Regions from separate parts of the Mus musculus genome. Here region 1 is linked to region 2. The links are chromatin loops, found by intact Hi-C in ENCODE. Cell type or tissue: heart. All regions are shown on one strand.

What was found. A loop is a pair of places that touch in the nucleus more often than their neighbours do. Peaks named below come from ENCODE experiments on the same cell type or tissue, not always from the same donor. Only the 100,000 strongest peaks of a DNase experiment are listed, where the experiment ranks them.
Region 1: it touches region 2 in a loop (2.2-fold over the local background); 7 of 42 quality-filtered maps call a loop at or near these places.

Annotation. Positions count from the first base shown.
Region 1 is chr11:119,932,158-119,940,157 of GRCm38, reverse strand. Gm11767 (a long non-coding RNA gene) reads left to right here. Exons shown (of 5, transcript XR_001780400.2): 2 at 156-216; 3 at 868-996; 4 at 3,033-4,530; 5 at 5,969-7,148. It also overlaps a transcript of Baiap2 not described here. Among named protein-coding and RNA genes, the nearest start is that of Baiap2, 6.9 kb to the left of the region's middle. In heart, a CTCF peak has its summit at 4,505 (motif pointing left); DNase peaks (open chromatin) are centred at 4,477 and 6,777; H3K27ac peaks cover 1,802 bases; H3K27me3 peaks cover 3,391 bases.
Region 2 is chr11:120,094,697-120,102,696 of GRCm38, reverse strand. Tepsin (TEPSIN, adaptor related protein complex 4 accessory protein) reads left to right here and starts at 3,966. Exons shown (of 13, transcript NM_183137.2): 1 at 3,966-4,071; 2 at 5,116-5,188; 3 at 5,728-5,819; 4 at 6,023-6,116; 5 at 6,826-6,893; 6 at 7,088-7,163; 7 at 7,282-7,353. The coding sequence starts at 4,024. It overlaps Ndufaf8 (NADH:ubiquinone oxidoreductase complex assembly factor 8), which reads right to left and starts at 3,763. Exons shown (of 3, transcript NM_001110242.1): 1 at 3,632-3,763; 2 at 3,439-3,549; 3 at 2,273-2,523. The coding sequence starts at 3,715. The coding sequence ends at 2,494. In heart, a CTCF peak has its summit at 1,445 (motif pointing right); DNase peaks (open chromatin) are centred at 1,396, 3,896 and 7,209; H3K4me3 peaks cover 2,895 bases; H3K27ac peaks cover 2,915 bases.

The sequences.
Region 1 (8,000 bases), 160 kb after region 2:
TTCACCTCCATCCTCAGCCACTTCGCTGAGCTTGCCTAAGGTGGATAGCCATTTGTCTAAGGTCTCCAGAGGTGGTGGGAGCCTGTTAAGGGAACTCTCTTCATCCCCAGCCCACCCCACCCCACCCCCACCTGGCAGCTTTTTTTCCCTCCTAGGGAAGAATCTCCCAACCAGAACTCTCCTGTTTTCATTCCTGGCTTGAAGCTTCTGTAATAGGTAACCAGAAAGTTCTAGAGTAGGAGAGGCAGGAAAGCAGGAGCTCGGACTCCTCTGGGGCTTCGGGAAAAGCCTTTTCCCCCTCCACACCCTTGTTGCTCATGCTGCAGGACCTGCACCTCGGCCAGGCCTGAGGGCAGAAGTGTTCTTGTATGTGGGGGGCATTGCTCTGGTTTCAGGACAGTCTTAGTGGCTGGCCATCGAGGTGGCTAGAACTTTAGATGGAAGTCTTACTCCTACCAGCAGGAAGCCTATTTCAGCTGCCAACAGCCACCTGGTCTTGTCTGGCCCTCAGGGCATAGCCTGCCACCATGGAAGGGACAGGTTGAGACCTGACTGTGACTGGCTCGGGGTGCAATGTGGGGAGAGGGCCCAGGCTTAAGGAGTCCATTCTGTCACCAGTCAGCTCGAAGGGGTGGGGCAGACGCGGCTGTGGCTCCTGGGCAGGTCCCTAGTCGCCTAGAGCCCCCAAAGCCGAGACCAGGGTTCTGTGAGGTGTTGGGAGGAGTCAGGGGAGGAGGAGTCATATGGAGGACTCACCATGCTCTAGCAGCTGGTACTACCTGAGCAGAGTGCTTGCCCTCTCATCTCTCCAGTCCTCCCTCCCAAGCCCAGCAGGGACAGTACAGTAGACCCCTCCTCCCCCACCAGAGTGCTCCGCATGCTGCCATGTCCCCATCATGGCTGAAGGCAGAGGCAGCAGCACAGAGGAGCCTGGAGACAGGAAGACTGAAGGTCCCCTGGAGTCCCTCTGGATCCTGCACAGAAAGAGGACACTAGGTAAAATCTGGAGAACCCTGAGTGAACTGTGGACTTTAGTTAATGATCTGTCAGCACTGGCTCCCGAACTGTGGTAAATGCATCACTAAGACAACAGGCTAACAGCTGGGGCTGGGTGGGCTCAGGGGAAGACTTAGGGTACCCAAGACCCTGGGCTTTGATTCCTGGGACCACTTCAAAGAGGAGAAAGAAAAGGACGTGGAGGATCTTTGCTCTGATGAGGAAATGTGGAGCAGAGGAGCTTGCGGGCCCCGGGCTGCAGGTCAGAGGGTGCTGGGAGCTGGCCCTGCATAGCTGCATAGCTGGGCCAGTGCTGCTGCTGTGCTGCTGCCTGCTAGAGCTGAGGTCTAGCGAGCTGTTCCTCTCTCCTGCTGTCCCAGATGTGGGTGCTTCCTTCCGCTCCTCCTCCCAGACTGCACCTCAGGTTTACCCTTAACCTGACATGGTTCGGAGCTAGCTTCTCCATAGCCGCCACCACGTGGGTCCTACTTGCTGCTGTGGGGGAACAGATCAGCCCTGCTCACCTGACCATTTCTGGTTCTGGCGTCTTCTGTTCCCTCTCAAACCTACAGTGTGGCAGAAAGGAAAGGTGGACACTCTCTTGGTGGGGTACCCTTCCTGGTGCGCTCGCTTGGCTGGAGGATGAAGTGTGAACACAGTCTTGTGGCTTTCCAGAGTGTTTCCTGGCCCCGCCTCTGTCTTCTCAGCCACAGGGCCTACAACGTCCCATTCCCAGCTGTGGCTTCCCTCCCTCTAGGCAGGCCCAGGAAGTCAGAGCCATTCTGCTGAGGTGTGGGAGATGTGACCTCCCCACGCTGCCCTGCCGCCCCGCTGTAGGGGGTTAGCCTCCCCAGCAGCCATCCCCCTTATGTAATCTGCACATCACACAGGCGTGACTCCAGGTGCCTGTGGGAGGTAGCGCGGGGGTGAGCTCAGGGGCGCAAACAAGCCTCCAAGTTTCCTTGGGTGCCTCTCCTCTTGTTACATTTCAGCGTCATCCTGCGTCTGCCAGCTCGGTCACCCACTTGCCTATTAGAATATATTAACTGACAATGCAGACTTAAATAACTTGGGCAGGTGACAGGCTGCAGTGGGGGGGGGCCCTTTGCACCGAATCCTTCTGCAGTGGGCCAAGTGAATTCAGAGGACAATGGGTGGACTGAGGCAGGACAATGGGCAGGGAGGGGCGGGGTGCGGCCTGCACAACACCAAACTTAAGTTCTGAGATCCGGTGCCCTTGGCAACAAGGAAAGCCCACCCCATGGCAGGCACACCCATGCCTCTGTACACACCCAGCTCGTAGGGTTGTGCCTTAAGTGAATAAGAGAACTGAACAGAGGTATCTGTCATCAGAGCATGACCGACGGTCTGTGGTGACAGCTCTGATGGCAGCAGCAGCCTAGGCACAGGCAGTCCCGCCTGTGCCCATTCGCTCCGCAGAGTGCCCTCCATAGGCCAAAGTGGTCACTCAGCTTCCTGCTCACTGCGGGTGCTTTCCTGTCCCTTTCCTCTCTTATTGCTCTGCCTCTTCAATTAAGTTGCCTTAAAGGTGTCTAAAGGCGTTTTCAGGTTGCGGCAGAGGAAATAGTTTTCCAGACTCTGGAGTCAAAAGACACCCAGCCCTGAGCCCTGGTGTGTTCCACCGGGTCCTTCCCCACCACACCCCCATCTCCAGCTGGTCCTGCCAGAGTGAGAAGCCCAGACATGTACATACTGCTCCACATGCTCACAGATGGCTTCCCTGCTCGGGGCTGACTGCTGCTAATTTAGGCTGCTGGAGGCTCCGTGTGCGCTCTCTCTCTTTTTAATTCCGTGTTTATTTAAAGCCAGATTTTGAAATCTTGTCTTCAACTCTGAAATCTGAAATCGTCTTGCTGCGAATCTTACCCCCTCCTCCCGCATTCCCTTCCCCCAAGCATGGCGCAAAGTTTAGGGAAGCTTGAACGACTGGCTAGGGTCTCCTTACAGCAGTCCTGTTGTGTCAGCCCAGAGCACAGGAGGTCCCCGGGACATGCCTGGTGTTTCCATGTAAACAGGGGAAGCTGTGTGGAGCTTCCTGGTGCTGCAGAAGGGGCAGACCGGGACAGGACTGGCTCATCGCGTCCACAGTCCTACAACGGGACCTAGTGTGGCCCAGGTATCTAGGACCCCAGTGCCAATCCCCCAACTGGCTCTTGGGTTTTCAGAGCTCCTCTTAACCCATAAAAGCCACATACAGTGTCTTCCTGCTCTCTGGGGAATCAAGTCCACCTAGAAGGGACTTCCTGGCTAGGGCTTGCTGGTGTGTTGACACAACACTGGGCTGCCCTCAGGCAGACAGTGCCTGTGTCAGGGCACACACAGTGGGACTCTGTCCCCTCACGGTGGGACCCAGAAGACTCCCTGGCATGGTGAGTGCTCCAGAGGCACCAGGGCTGCACCCCATTGCACAACTACCATCTGCCCTTCTGCCCTTCCACAGCTCCCCTGGAGTGTGGGGAAGGGCTTTGGTGAGGAATGATTTTGAGGGAACTGGTCAAGAGCTGAGGTAGAGCCAGTTCCAGGAGGAATGCCTGCACCTGGAAGGAAGCAGCAGGACTGCCTAAGGCACTGGCCAGATTCCCACACCAGCCTCTGCCTCTTCCCCACCAGGCAGAGAAAAGGAAGGGTGCCGCTTCCACCCAGAGCCACCTGCAAGGCCTGCCAGGCAGGGCCTTTCTAACATGGAGAGCGTGAAGAAGAGCCGGGACAGTGAGCCTGGCACGTCTGGTCAGACAGGAAGATGACTGTGAGGAAAACTGGTGGAGTGCTAAGTTGGGAATGTCATTTCTCCAGCAGGCTCACTTCTCTCAAGGTTGAGAGACAGAGATGTTTGTAGAGTAGTGTAGGAAACTATCTGTCCCCCACCCTAGCCCCCGTCCCTGCCTGGAAACCATGACTCTAAAAGAATATGCGAGACATTTCACCCCCTATCCAACCAAAGGTCGGCTGTACAACCTTTCCAAATGTCACTCCAACCACTGCTGGCAGAACCCCGGAGATGCCAAGCACCTCGGTTCTGCTGTCGACTCTCACCCCAAGCTGCAGGGGGGTTTTGTTTGTTTTGTTTTTTGTCTTTTTTGTTTTTCTGCAGGAGCTAACGAAATTCTTTGTGCACAGCCTGAGGAGTTGGCTTTCTGAGCCTTGGAGCTGCTGGTGTGGGACTCTGGTGTTTTTCCTGCCTTCCTGGGCTCCAAGACATCCTAAGGAGAAAACCCCATGCTCAGACACTTAGGCAGGACAGTTCCAGGACACTGGGATTAAGCGGTGGTACCCGGCAGTTTCCTCAGACAGGTCGGGGCACTGCATCCACTGCTGCTGTTAACCCGGGAGGTCCAGCGCCTGGCTCCTGGGGGTCCAGCTTGGCTGCCTTTTCCTAGGCCCCCCTCAGGCCTTGGCTCTTACAATAGACTGCCACTTCTGGGACCCTTGCCTGAGTCTGGCTTCATCTTTCTGAGGGTTCCCTTCACTGCCCCCTGGTGGCACATCCAAGAAAGAAGCCCTGCCACTGGACAGGTGAGGGTGGCTGGCAGAAGTAGAGGTGCGCACAGCAGGAGGCGAAGGGCCAGCAGGGGAGTGCAGGGTTGTGTGGTTTGTGAGACCAGGCTGTACCTAGGAAGGGAGAAATGCAGCAATAGCATGCCCTGTCTCCCGAGGAAAGGGAAAACTCCTCCCTTCAGGTAGAGGAGACAGAGGAAGCCGGTAGCTGCCTGGAGAGGGGACATAGGGGCAGCTCGTGCATCTATAAGGCCCGTGCTCCTGGGAAATACTGCTTCATGATGTCTTCATAGCACCCAGCGACATCTGCCTACCAACTTCAAAGTCTTTTTTTTTCTTTTTCCCCTGGGTGTTTTGTTGTTGCTGTTTTGGATTTTGTTGGATTGGTTTGTTCCTCTTGTTTTTTTTTTTTTTTTTTAAGAGGCTCTCATGTAGCCCAAACTGGCCTCAAACTTACGGTGTGGTTGAACTTCTTCATCCTCCCGTTGCTAGGAGCGGGAGTTCTGGGCTTGAAAGTTTGCTGTGAGGCGGAGACAAACACTGTCTCGCTGAGCCACATGCTCAGCCCAGAACTGAACTTGCAAGGAGCTGGCTGCCATCTTACACTCTCTTTAGGGATCCAGGAGGCTGCCAGCTTCCCTAGCTCCTCCTCAACACGCCTTTCCCCCTGTTAATTTCAACCATAGCCAGCCTGGTGAGCATGTGACAGCTGCTGAGTTTAGTTCTGGTTTCCCTGGTGGCTGATGAGGAGTCTGTCAGCCCCTTCCTTCCTGGGTCTCTGTTGTCCATGACGATGATGATGATGATGACGACTGATTTTATTCCATTGAGAACTTCACACGTGAACACTAAACATACATGACTCCTAACACATACATACATGAACACTGAACATACATGACCCCTAATTCTTGCTCCTTCCAACTCAACTCCTCCCCCCACATTCATGACCTTTAATCACCATTGTTACATATTTAATGTGTACATAAACATATGCACACACATAATAACCCACTAGGTCCATTCTGCTTTGATTATACATATATACGTCCCTGCTGACCTCTTGGAACTGGCCAAGAGTCTTCTCTTTTTAAAAAAGAGCCACAGCCTCTACCCCAGAGAGCTATGTGGGAAGGAGATTGTGGGTGCCCGGAGACAACCGGCTTGCACCTGGCCACAGCTCGCAATCTTCACTCTTGATGAAGCATGACAGATGCCCACTGACACAGACACATGAGTGAGGTGAGGGAAAGTCCCCACCTGCTCCTTACAGACACCTGTGAGAGCCCAGGCACGGACAGGGCCATTCCCTGCAGCTGACAGCACCCCAGGACTGAGGGGTGGAGTAGCTGAGCCTCACTCACAGGGTGCTGGAAGGGGAACAGTGACCCTGGGCAGGGTGGGTGTCCCCAGTTACAGGCCTGATGATGGGGTAGTACACACCTCCTTCCCATAGGTAGCAACTATGCCTGCTGTACCTGGCAAGAACGGGCTTGTTGAAGAGCCACAGAAGCTAACCCTGCTCTGCTCTGCGCTGCTCTGCTCTGAGGACCAGCACCTTCATACCCCACTACCACCCTCCCTCCGTAGCCCTTGCTAACCTGGGGTTGCTGCTCTCACCACATCCTGCACAGAGCCTCCCACACGTCATTGTCCCTGTAAGCAAGGGATCTTAGGCTGTCCTGCCTTGGGGGACTCCCACACTAGTGAGGTCAGAGGGCAGCTTGCCCAAGTTCATTCCCTCCTACCATTGGAGTCCCAGTCAGACTCAAGGCCTCCCACCACTGGCCCAGCAGAAAGTTGTGTGTGTGTTTGAGACCTGGTCTCTGTGTAGCCCTGGCTATCCTGGAACTTGCTATGTAGACCAGGCTGGCTTCGAATTCAGAGATCCACCCATCCCTGTCTCCAGTGCTGGAATGAAAAATGAGCACCACCATGCCCAGTAGAGTCTCCGCTCTCATCTTGTCAAATGTCCCTGAGATCTCGAGCTGAAATGAGGACAGTATAAACTAATTCTAAGCACTTGTCACAAAAGCAAGGGTGGTGGCAGTCAGAGGCTGAGTAACAGGGCGTGGGGCTGGCAGCAGGGTGCAGGGCCAGCATCCTCGAGAAGTGCCTTTCCTGCAGGGTTGTGGCTCAGGTAGTCATTCCCAAGAACTCATTGGCTCTAGGCTTTGAGCCCCTGGCAGGCACTTAGAGGGGAGGAAATGCCTGTGGCTAGCTCAGGCTGGGCCAAGGGAGTTTCCACCATCCCTCCCAGTTCCAGCAGCAGTGAGATCCCAGGGCCTCTGGCCACATTGGGCCACAACAGCAGCTTCATTCCTAGGCGACGGTCTGAGTCACCATCTGTGGGCTCTGGCTCCTCACCAGCTGGGCTTGCAGCCTTAAGTTTGCCACAGTTTGGCCTCAGCTGAGTCTCCATCACCACTTCGGCCATTTTTCTCTGCTGTTTCCTTTCTTTAAGCAGAAATGTGATGCAAATGGGTTCCAGGTCTGTGCCTGCTGTCACCCGCACACACTTCCAGGGCTGATGTCATGGGTTAGATTCTGGTGGTGCCAGGTCAGAGGCCCCCCACACACTATCACTTGTTGGCCACTGCAGGGCTTTGCAAATAAAGTTTTGGTTTTTTACTGTCTTTAAAATGTTCAATTTATGTATAGGAGTATTTCCCTTGCATGTATGTGTGTGCACCACAAGAGTGCCTGGTGCCCTCAGAGGTCAGAAAAGGGCATTAGATTCTCTAGACACACGGGGTCCTGGGAACTGAACCTGGGTCCTCTGCAAGAGCAACATGTGCTCTTAACTGCTGAGCCATCTCTCCAGTCCCTGTTTGTTTTTGAGACAGCCCAGGCTGGCCTCATAATCACTACAGAGTCAAGGATGACCTTGATCTGGTCCTCCTACCTCTGCCTCTTGAATGCTGGGATCACACTTGGGGCTGGGAATAGGGCTCACTTTGCACGCTGAGCCAGCTCCCCGGGCCCTGTAAGTGAAATTGACTTAGAGTCCGGCCATGCCTGTGCACACTTCTTCCTGTCACTGCAGAGTTCAGACACGCAGGCCACAACTCCCAGAGCATTCTTTTCAATAGGGACATTGATGCTCTAGCTTCCCCCACCCCCCCACCCCCGCAGGAAGCCGCTGGCCACCTCACACCAAGCCTGAGGCACTGAACTGACTGGAGGGGTGGCGGGATTTGCTTCAGCTGCCCCTGGTTGGCTTCTGTTTCTAGGACCCATCCTCCAGGCTTCCAGCTGTGGACACACTGAGAACCCCTGCCTGTGTCTCCTGCTCTGGAAACCCCCGGCCCTCTGCTCTGCTCTGTTCTCCACAGTTGCTGCCAGCTCTTTACCACCTCCCACCACTGGGAAGGGAAGCTCGGCAACCTTGAAGCACAGGCTGGTCCTCCGGTTGCCACTCTTGTGTGTCTTCTTCGGTTTTGAGACAGGATCTGATTTATAGTCCAGGCTGTCCTCAAAACCACAGG
Region 2 (8,000 bases):
AGCTGTCTCTATTGTAGCCAGTGAATGCATTCCCAGTTTGGAGGCCTGAGACTAGTGCAGGCACAAAGGCCTAAGGAGCATGCACAACTGTGGCCGGAGTACTTGAGGACACTGTCCTTTCTTCTGCTCAGCTTCAGTACCAGGGTTGCCTGGCCCATGTGAGCAGCCTAGCCAGAACTGCAGCACAAGCATGTGGTAGAGGGTTTCCATGGCCTGTTGGACAATGTTCAAAAGCATGCCTGCAGCGACCTACTTCCTGAAGTTTCTAGGACCTTCCAAAATAGAATCACTAGCTGGGGACCAAGGCTTCACGAACATTAGTCCATGGGATAAGGTCCGTGTGTATGAGAATAATATTCACATCATGAGAGAGCTGAAAGGCGTGGGCCCTGGAGGCCTGAGAGCCGAGCTGTCTGTAGGCCAGGGCTACGCAGGGCCGTGACCTGTCTGCTTCTTCGGGGTTACGATGGAAGATGGAGAGAGAACTTTTTGCCTCACAGATTTGAGGGAGCCTGAGTTCAGTGGGGCCCAAAGTTGGGAGTCTTCAGGGAGAAGATACAAGAAGCTACAGTCAATGAGCTTTCAAGAGAACTTGAAGATGACACTGGCAGGTTGGGCAGTCTGAGGAGGCTGGCCTTGGGCTGTAAACTCTTTTTTTTTTTTCTTTTTTGGTTTTTTGAGACAGGGTTTCTCTGTGTAGCCTTGGCTGTCCTGGGACTCACTTTGTAGACCAGGCTAGCCTCGAACTCAGAAATCCACCTGCCTCTGCCTCCCAAGTGCTGGGATTAAAGGCGTGCGCCACCACGCCTGGCTGGGCTGTAAACTCTTGAGAACATGGAGAAAATGTTTCTGACCTGTGGAGAACAATCTGCAATCCCTGGGCAATTAGACCAACATCTGGTCTGTTGAGACCCAGCACCACCCTGTCCATTGAGACAGAATCTAGCTGCTCTGGGTCATAGTAAGAGCCAAGAAGTCGTGTCTTGAGATGGACTCAAGAATCTATCAAACATGGGTTTTCTAGAAGCTGAAGAGATGGCCTAACAGTTGAAAAGCACTTGTTGCTCTTAAAGAGGACCCAGGTTTAAATCCCAGCATCCACATGGCAGCTCACAATGATCTGTTCCAGTTCCAGGGGACCCAACACCTTTGTGCCCTCCTGCCCACCAGTGTACTTATATGCATGCAGCCACAAGACCTGTACACATTGAATAAATAAATCTTAAGCTAAAAAACCTGGGTTTCCCCACATGGGCAGGCCGGTTTCAGAAGTAGCAGTTAGGTGCCACATGGAGGCACAGATTGGGGCATGGCATGTAGGGCTTGACAGTCCCTGGCCCAAGCCCTGTTCCCAGGATCCAGGGTTCTGAGGCAGGTACAAACTGTCAAGGACAGCATGACCTCCACACCTAAGAAACGGGACTGAGTAGTTCCCATGTTTCCCAGCAGGTGGCACTCACACACAGAATCCTTCTGCACTCTGAACTTGTTTCAAGCCCACTGTGTGAAGGAAGGGGAAGAAAGAATGAAGGCTGGGAGCCATCGTTCATGACAGGATGCAGGGATGGCTGTCCCCCCACTGAAGGTCCAAAGATAACGTCCTTGTTGGCTTTTGTCTAGAAAAGCCTCTGCCCAGTTCCTGAGCAGCATCCACAGGGCACTTCTCATTGTGTAGGCTTGTTCCCTTATGCTGTTGCCGTGGTTACCTCTGGTGTGCCTTACTCTGTCAGGCCAGGGGCATGATGAGCCAGACTTAGACTAAATACTTTTGATGAGAATAGTAGGGGTTTTTGTTTTACAATTTAGATGTACGTTTTGCCTGTATGTCTGTGTACCACATGTTTGCCTGGTTCCTGCAGAGGCCAGAAGTGGGTGCTGGATCCCCTGGAACTGGAGTTAAAGATGGTTGTGAGGTGCCATGTCAGTGCTAGCAACTGAACTAAAAGAGTAACATGTGCTTTTAACTGTTGAACAATCTCTCCAGCCCAAGGTGAGAACAGGGTTTTGGTTTATTTTGTTGTTGTTTGTTGTTTTGTTTGTTTTGAGATGGTTGACTCTGTGTAACAAGCCCTGGCTGTCCTAAACTTGCTTTGTAGACCAGGCTGGCCTCAAACTCCTAAGAGATCCACCTGTCTCTGCCTGCTGAGTGCTGGGATTAATGGTGTGCACCACCACACCCAGCTGAGAGCAGAGTTCTATGGTCCAGACCTGCCACCTTTGTGGGGTGGGGGTGCAGGTGTCCTCTGAATACATTGTCCTTGGGAGAGACCAGTTCCTTATACCATGCTTTATATATAAAAGTCTGAAACTATACAAAATTAAATCATCTTCATGTTACATCTCAACCAAATCCAGATCCTCATGTACACACTGCCGGGAAACAGCCCTGCCCTGCCTGCCCATGGTTCAGGGTGGGAGGAACCATTACACAGCAGGAACTCTGCTGCCCATATGCGTGCTGTCAGGACAGGGCCTCCACGCCCACCGCTCTTCCTAGGAGCCTCCCATCATGGTCTTCTTGGCCTGGAAGAGAAAGCATTTTGTTTCAGTGACTTATTTCCAGTTTAGATATGGCTTAAAGCAAGACATCTACCACATCAAATGCCACCTTATCCCAACCACGCTAAAGAACTGAGATGCTAGTGTGTCTCGGGGGGTCCCAGCCTGGGCTCACCTACAGAGGACGCCTGGCCCCTGTGACTGAGAGTTTCTGTTATGAGATGGGCAGGGATGGAGGGGGAACCACAGGGGGGTGCCTTTATCTGGTCCAGGCAAAGCAGCAGATGGAGTCACACAATTCTGGTCAGCCACAGAGAGGGTGGCAGGGACAGCAGAAACTCTGAGCATTAGGAGTGTGTTTAGGGTTTCAATGACAGCTGCTGGCCACCAACCACAAGAGTAAAGGCTTGTGTCAAGTTAGAAGGAACAAGAAAAGCGCAACACCTGACGACTGAACAGCCTCTGCCGGGAAACCAAAGGCTGTATGTAGGTGAGGCTGGGCTGTAGTCAACTCAAACACTGCTCCTCATTCCCGCCGAGGCTACTGTGGACCTGCTTCTGATGCAGTGTGTCTGTCACCCTGGGTTCTTAACCACCGACCCTAGCTCTAGTGGAGGGGTCATGGGCAAAAAGGCCAGGATCAAGAACCCAAGCGGCTCTCAGCATCGCTTCCGTGCTGCAGGGAGAACCTGCTGCGGACCTTGCACTTTACTCCTCGGGGACAGGGTGCGTCAGGGGTGCGTGCCTAGCAGGACACTGCCCTGGCATCTAGCAGGAATTGCTGGGAGAAACCAAGTGGAGCTGGGGTCGGTCTCATCGGGTTGCCCATCGGCAAGACGCCAACAGCTAACTGGAGGCCCTGTCCCCTTGTCACTGGAGTTGCTTGGCGGAAAAGAGGACGCCAGACAGAGATGACGTAGCAGGGACACGCCCACCTACCGCGGCGGCGAAGCAGCTCCGCAGGGCCTCGAACTCGCGAACGCAGAGGTCCTTACTCAGGCGGCCTCCTGGGGCGGTGGACGCCTGCACGCACTTGCCATAAGCCGAGGCCTGAGGGAAGACGGGACAGTACAGGGACCTGACCCGAGTCGCCACCCATCCCGCTTCCGCTTCCGCTCCGTTCGCTCCGTACCTCAGCTCCACAGGCCGCCAGATGCTCGGGGAAGGCTCGGAAACGGCTCCGCACACGCCCCCACACCGCTCCGTTCACAGACATGAGCGGTCCTTTTAGGCTCTCGAGGGCGCCGCCATCTTGGGCCCTGCCTCTTCCGGAGTCGAACGCGTGAACATCCGGACTCTCCGCCTATCCTATTTTCTGGTTGGTCAGAGTCACAGTCCTGTGCTTCTGTAATTGGTCGCCGTTCTTGTCCGTCTCTTGCTGAGACTTTGGATTGGCTGAGACGCAGATGTTCCCGCCTTCGTGCCCGCCCCTTGCGAGCGATTGGTCGGGGGAGCGAGAGGAGCGCGACGATTGGAGGATCGAAGCCTGGCGGAAGCGGGGCAGTTTGGGAGGTTACCTGGACCATGGCAGCTGTGCCGCCCCTGCGGGACCGCTTGAGCTTCTTGCATAGGGTGAGTGAAACTCGCCGGGTGTGCTGACCTCCGGCGCCCGGGAACCTCGCTAGATTAGCGGGGACAGACACTGTCCAGCAGCTGCCGAGAATGAGTGTGCCTGCCGTGATAGCAGAAGGTTAACCCCAAGGGCGGCGGGCGATCTCCAGCGGGGCCCATCGGCTCTCCCCAGGCTTCATTTCAGAAGATCCTGGAAGCTCGTACATCTCTGGGGGACAGGGGGCATCTGGAAGGCCATAGCCACGGGGTGGCGAGAGCGGAGCCTGCTGCCAGCTGTTGACTGCAATAAATTGATTGCCTTGAGCTTTCTGACTGGATCTTGAGGGCACTGAGTGGCCCCAGGGACCCTTCTTAGGCTTTTAAGAGTCCCTGCTACAAGAGATCAGATCACTCAAGTCTGGGACAAGATCTGAAGTACTGAACTGTGCAGCTCCCTCCCTACAGATCCCCTTGAAGGCACTGTAGACAAATAGCACGGTGAAGACATACTTGTCTTAAATGTTCCTAAACCTCGCCCTCTCATCCAGATACTGATGGATGAGATGAGGTGTTCCCAGATTTCAACCAAGTAAACACCATAGGCTTGCAGGGACACGCAAGGAAGTAAGTAAGCAAGCACAACCAAGCTGATTCATGACTCAATAAGATGGAAGTTTGCTATCTTCAAGGAACCTTAAAGTCCCCAAGCTGAGCGGTTCTCACTCTTTGGGTCTGTACCCAGTAGTCTCACCCATCCAATGCACAGAAAGCCCTGAGATTCTTTCTGTTGCTGTTACTTAGTGTAGGAGGCAGGGGCTGAACCTCATCTTGACCTCGTTAGAGAACCTTTGTTGATTTTCCTCTTTCCCGGGTCACTCCTCCATGCCAGAGCAGAGCCTGTTTGCAGCTCTGCTTTGTGGCCCTTAGGGTGACTGTGGCCCTGCCCAGACTCTCTCCTGGGCAGTTTTAGCCCCAGTCAGCATGAGGCTTGCTTCCATTCCCTTCAGTGGCTGGGACCTACCCTGTCTAAGATGGCAGCTCACCATGGCCCTCATTCCCCTACAGCTCCCCATCCTGTTGAAGGGGACCTCAGATGATAGCATCCCATGTCCAGGCTACCTGTTTGAAGAGATCGCCAGTATCCTTCTGCACTGTTCCCATTGGTGGGTTTAGTGTTTAGTACGGAGGGGATCCTGACATAGCAGGAAGGGATACTGCATCAGGGTGGGGTTTTCTGCTATTCCAGGAGCACTGACAACTTCTTTTTTTGGATTTTCGAGACAGGGTTTCTCTGTGTAGCCCTGGCTGTCCTGGAACTCACTTTGTAGACCAGGCTGGCCTCGAACTCAGAAATCTGCCTGCCTCTGCCTCCCAAGTGCTGGGATTAAAGGCGTGTGCCACCACCGCCCGGCTCACAGACAACTTCTTTTTCCTACTATCCAGATGTGTGTGGCAGTAGGATTTGGGGGAAACACCAAGAACTGCAATACCAATAGTGTAGAGACCAGGACACCCTAAAAGTTCCAGGGCTGGTTAAACCAAAGCCTGTGGGAGTGGTCTTCATAGAGTGAGACCTGAGAAGGCCCTCGGTCACAGGAGGGCAAGTCTGTCTCAGCCAGTAGATCCTTCCTGATATGGCCTGTGTCAACCTGCTTCCCTAACCCAAATGACCCTCAGAGATTTCCCACGAGTCACTAGGCAGCAGCCAGTGCCTGCTGGAGTACCTCCTGAACCGTCTGGACAGCAGCTCCGGCCACGTGAAGCTCAAGGTGAGTCTCTGGATGGCAGGCAGAAGGTGAGGCCTCAGTTCCTGAGGCCAGGTCGTGGGGGAGGGGTGCTTAACTGCACCACAGCAACTCTCAGCCCCGCAGCCGCTGCCAGCCCCGCAGCAACTCTCAGCCAGCCCCGCAGCCACCACCGGCCCCGCAGCCACTGCGCCCGGTGACTCTGTGACTCTGTGAATCCTCCTTAGGTGCTAAAGATCTTGCTTTACCTGTGTGGTCATGGCTCTTCCTCCTTCCTCCTCATCCTCAGGAGAAACTCTGCTCTCATCCAAGAAGCCACGGGTATGGAAAGTCACAGGTGTGCCCAGGGAAAGCAGGGGGTTGGGGGTGGGTATACAACCCTTGGGTGCTACTCTTGGGGCCCTGACTGCTCTGAGCTTGTACATGGAAAAGGTGCCAGTGCTGGAGGATTCTAGGATTCTCTGAGGAATGGCTCTTAGCCCTTAGCAGAGCTGGCATGTATAGGTGTGTGTGTGTGCTATACACCAGCATGTGCAAAGGCCCTGAGCCAAGGAAAGCTTTGGGGTGGCTTAATGTGGTGTGAAAAAAACCTTATTTTCCATGAGGGAACCTTTTTTTTTTTAGCAGAGGAGTTTTAGCTCAGGCTGAATCAGCCTGGGAATCAGGGGCAAAACAATACGTAAAAGGTCCTGACAGAGACCTCAGGTCAGCCAGCTAGGCCCTGAGAAACTGCTAAGGGCCGTGTTGCAGGTGGGTGGAAGAGCATGGACCCAAGGAAGCAGTTAGGTAGGCATAACTTCAGTGTGTGTGGGAGGTGGGAGGTCTGTCTCCGGCAGACACAGTCGACATCATAGAGGTAGATGGTAGATTTGCTACCTCAAGTGGTCAAGGGAGAGTGTTAAATGCTATATCCCCACCCCACCCCCTGAGGAAGGGGATGGGGCATGTACCTTCTGGGAGGGTTGGCCTGCTGTGTGGGTAGCAAAGAGTGCCCAGGCTCAGCCTGTCCCGTCTACCTTCTGCCCTGCAGCTTTCTCAGGGCCTCCAGATCCTCTTCACGGAAATAGCTTGTACCAGAAGGTGCGGGCGGCTGCCCAGGTGAGCCCTGAGCAGGGTCCAGGGTGGCAGAGTGTCTATGAGGGGCTTGCTGTTTTCCTGCTGCATGGGACCCAGCTCACTCCTCCCTGCCGAGCCACCCACCCCATGCTTGGTAGGGCAACTCAAGAGCGGAGCTGGTGGAGATGGGCAGAGCAGCAGGCTTGGTGGGACTCAGCATCCACGTCTTCCTTTAGGACCTGGGTAGCACCCTGTTCTCAGATGCCGTGCCACAGCCTCCATCGCAGCCACCTCAGATCCCGCCTCCCGCAGGTATGCCACTGGGGACCACCTCCAGCCGTCATCGGAGGTCACCCCCGCAGTGTCCTCGATGTCTCTGTGCATGTGGGCAGGGCTGGGGAAGGCCCATGCTGAGGCCAGTGTCTTTTAGGCATGGGCGCCCAGGCCAGACCTCTTAGTGCCCTGCAAGGCTTCGGCTACACGAAGGAGAGCAGCCGGACAGGTAAGGTACACAGGTCTTGGGTAGAGAGATGAGGGGATCAGGCTGGGGGGTGGGGTGGGGTGGAGGGTGTACAAATTTAATCCCAGCACTCAGAAGGCAGAGGCAGACAGATCTGTGAATTTGAGGCACGCCTGGTTCAGGATGACCAGGGCTACACACACACACACACACACACACACACATACCACAAACCCTATCTCAAAGACCAAAAAAGAAAAAGGAATTTATTCTACTCATGTAGAGGTCAGGGCCAGACCTCACTGGCATCAACATTAGCCATCCTCCAAGTGTACCCCAGTGGGCTTGTCCCTTCCTGCCTGTGTCCCCTGTGCTGTTTCCTCTGCCCAGCTGAGAGGAAGGTATGGCAGGAGTGGCCAGGTCTACCTGAAGGACAGGAAGGATAAGCTAGACTTAAGTCAGCTGGCTGTGTTGGCCTTTGTGCTACTTGAGGTACAAGGCTCCAAGCCGTGACAGGACCCTAGAGGGTCATCTGCGCAGGTGGTAACAGTGCGGGGCGGGGGGGGGGGTCCCTGTTTACCAGACACTTGACACTTGTTTGTTGAGGGTCTATACAACAGCACAGAACAGAACTGTCCTTGGGGCAGGATGCTAGGCTGTGTCCAGCTATGTGCTCGACGCTGCTGCAG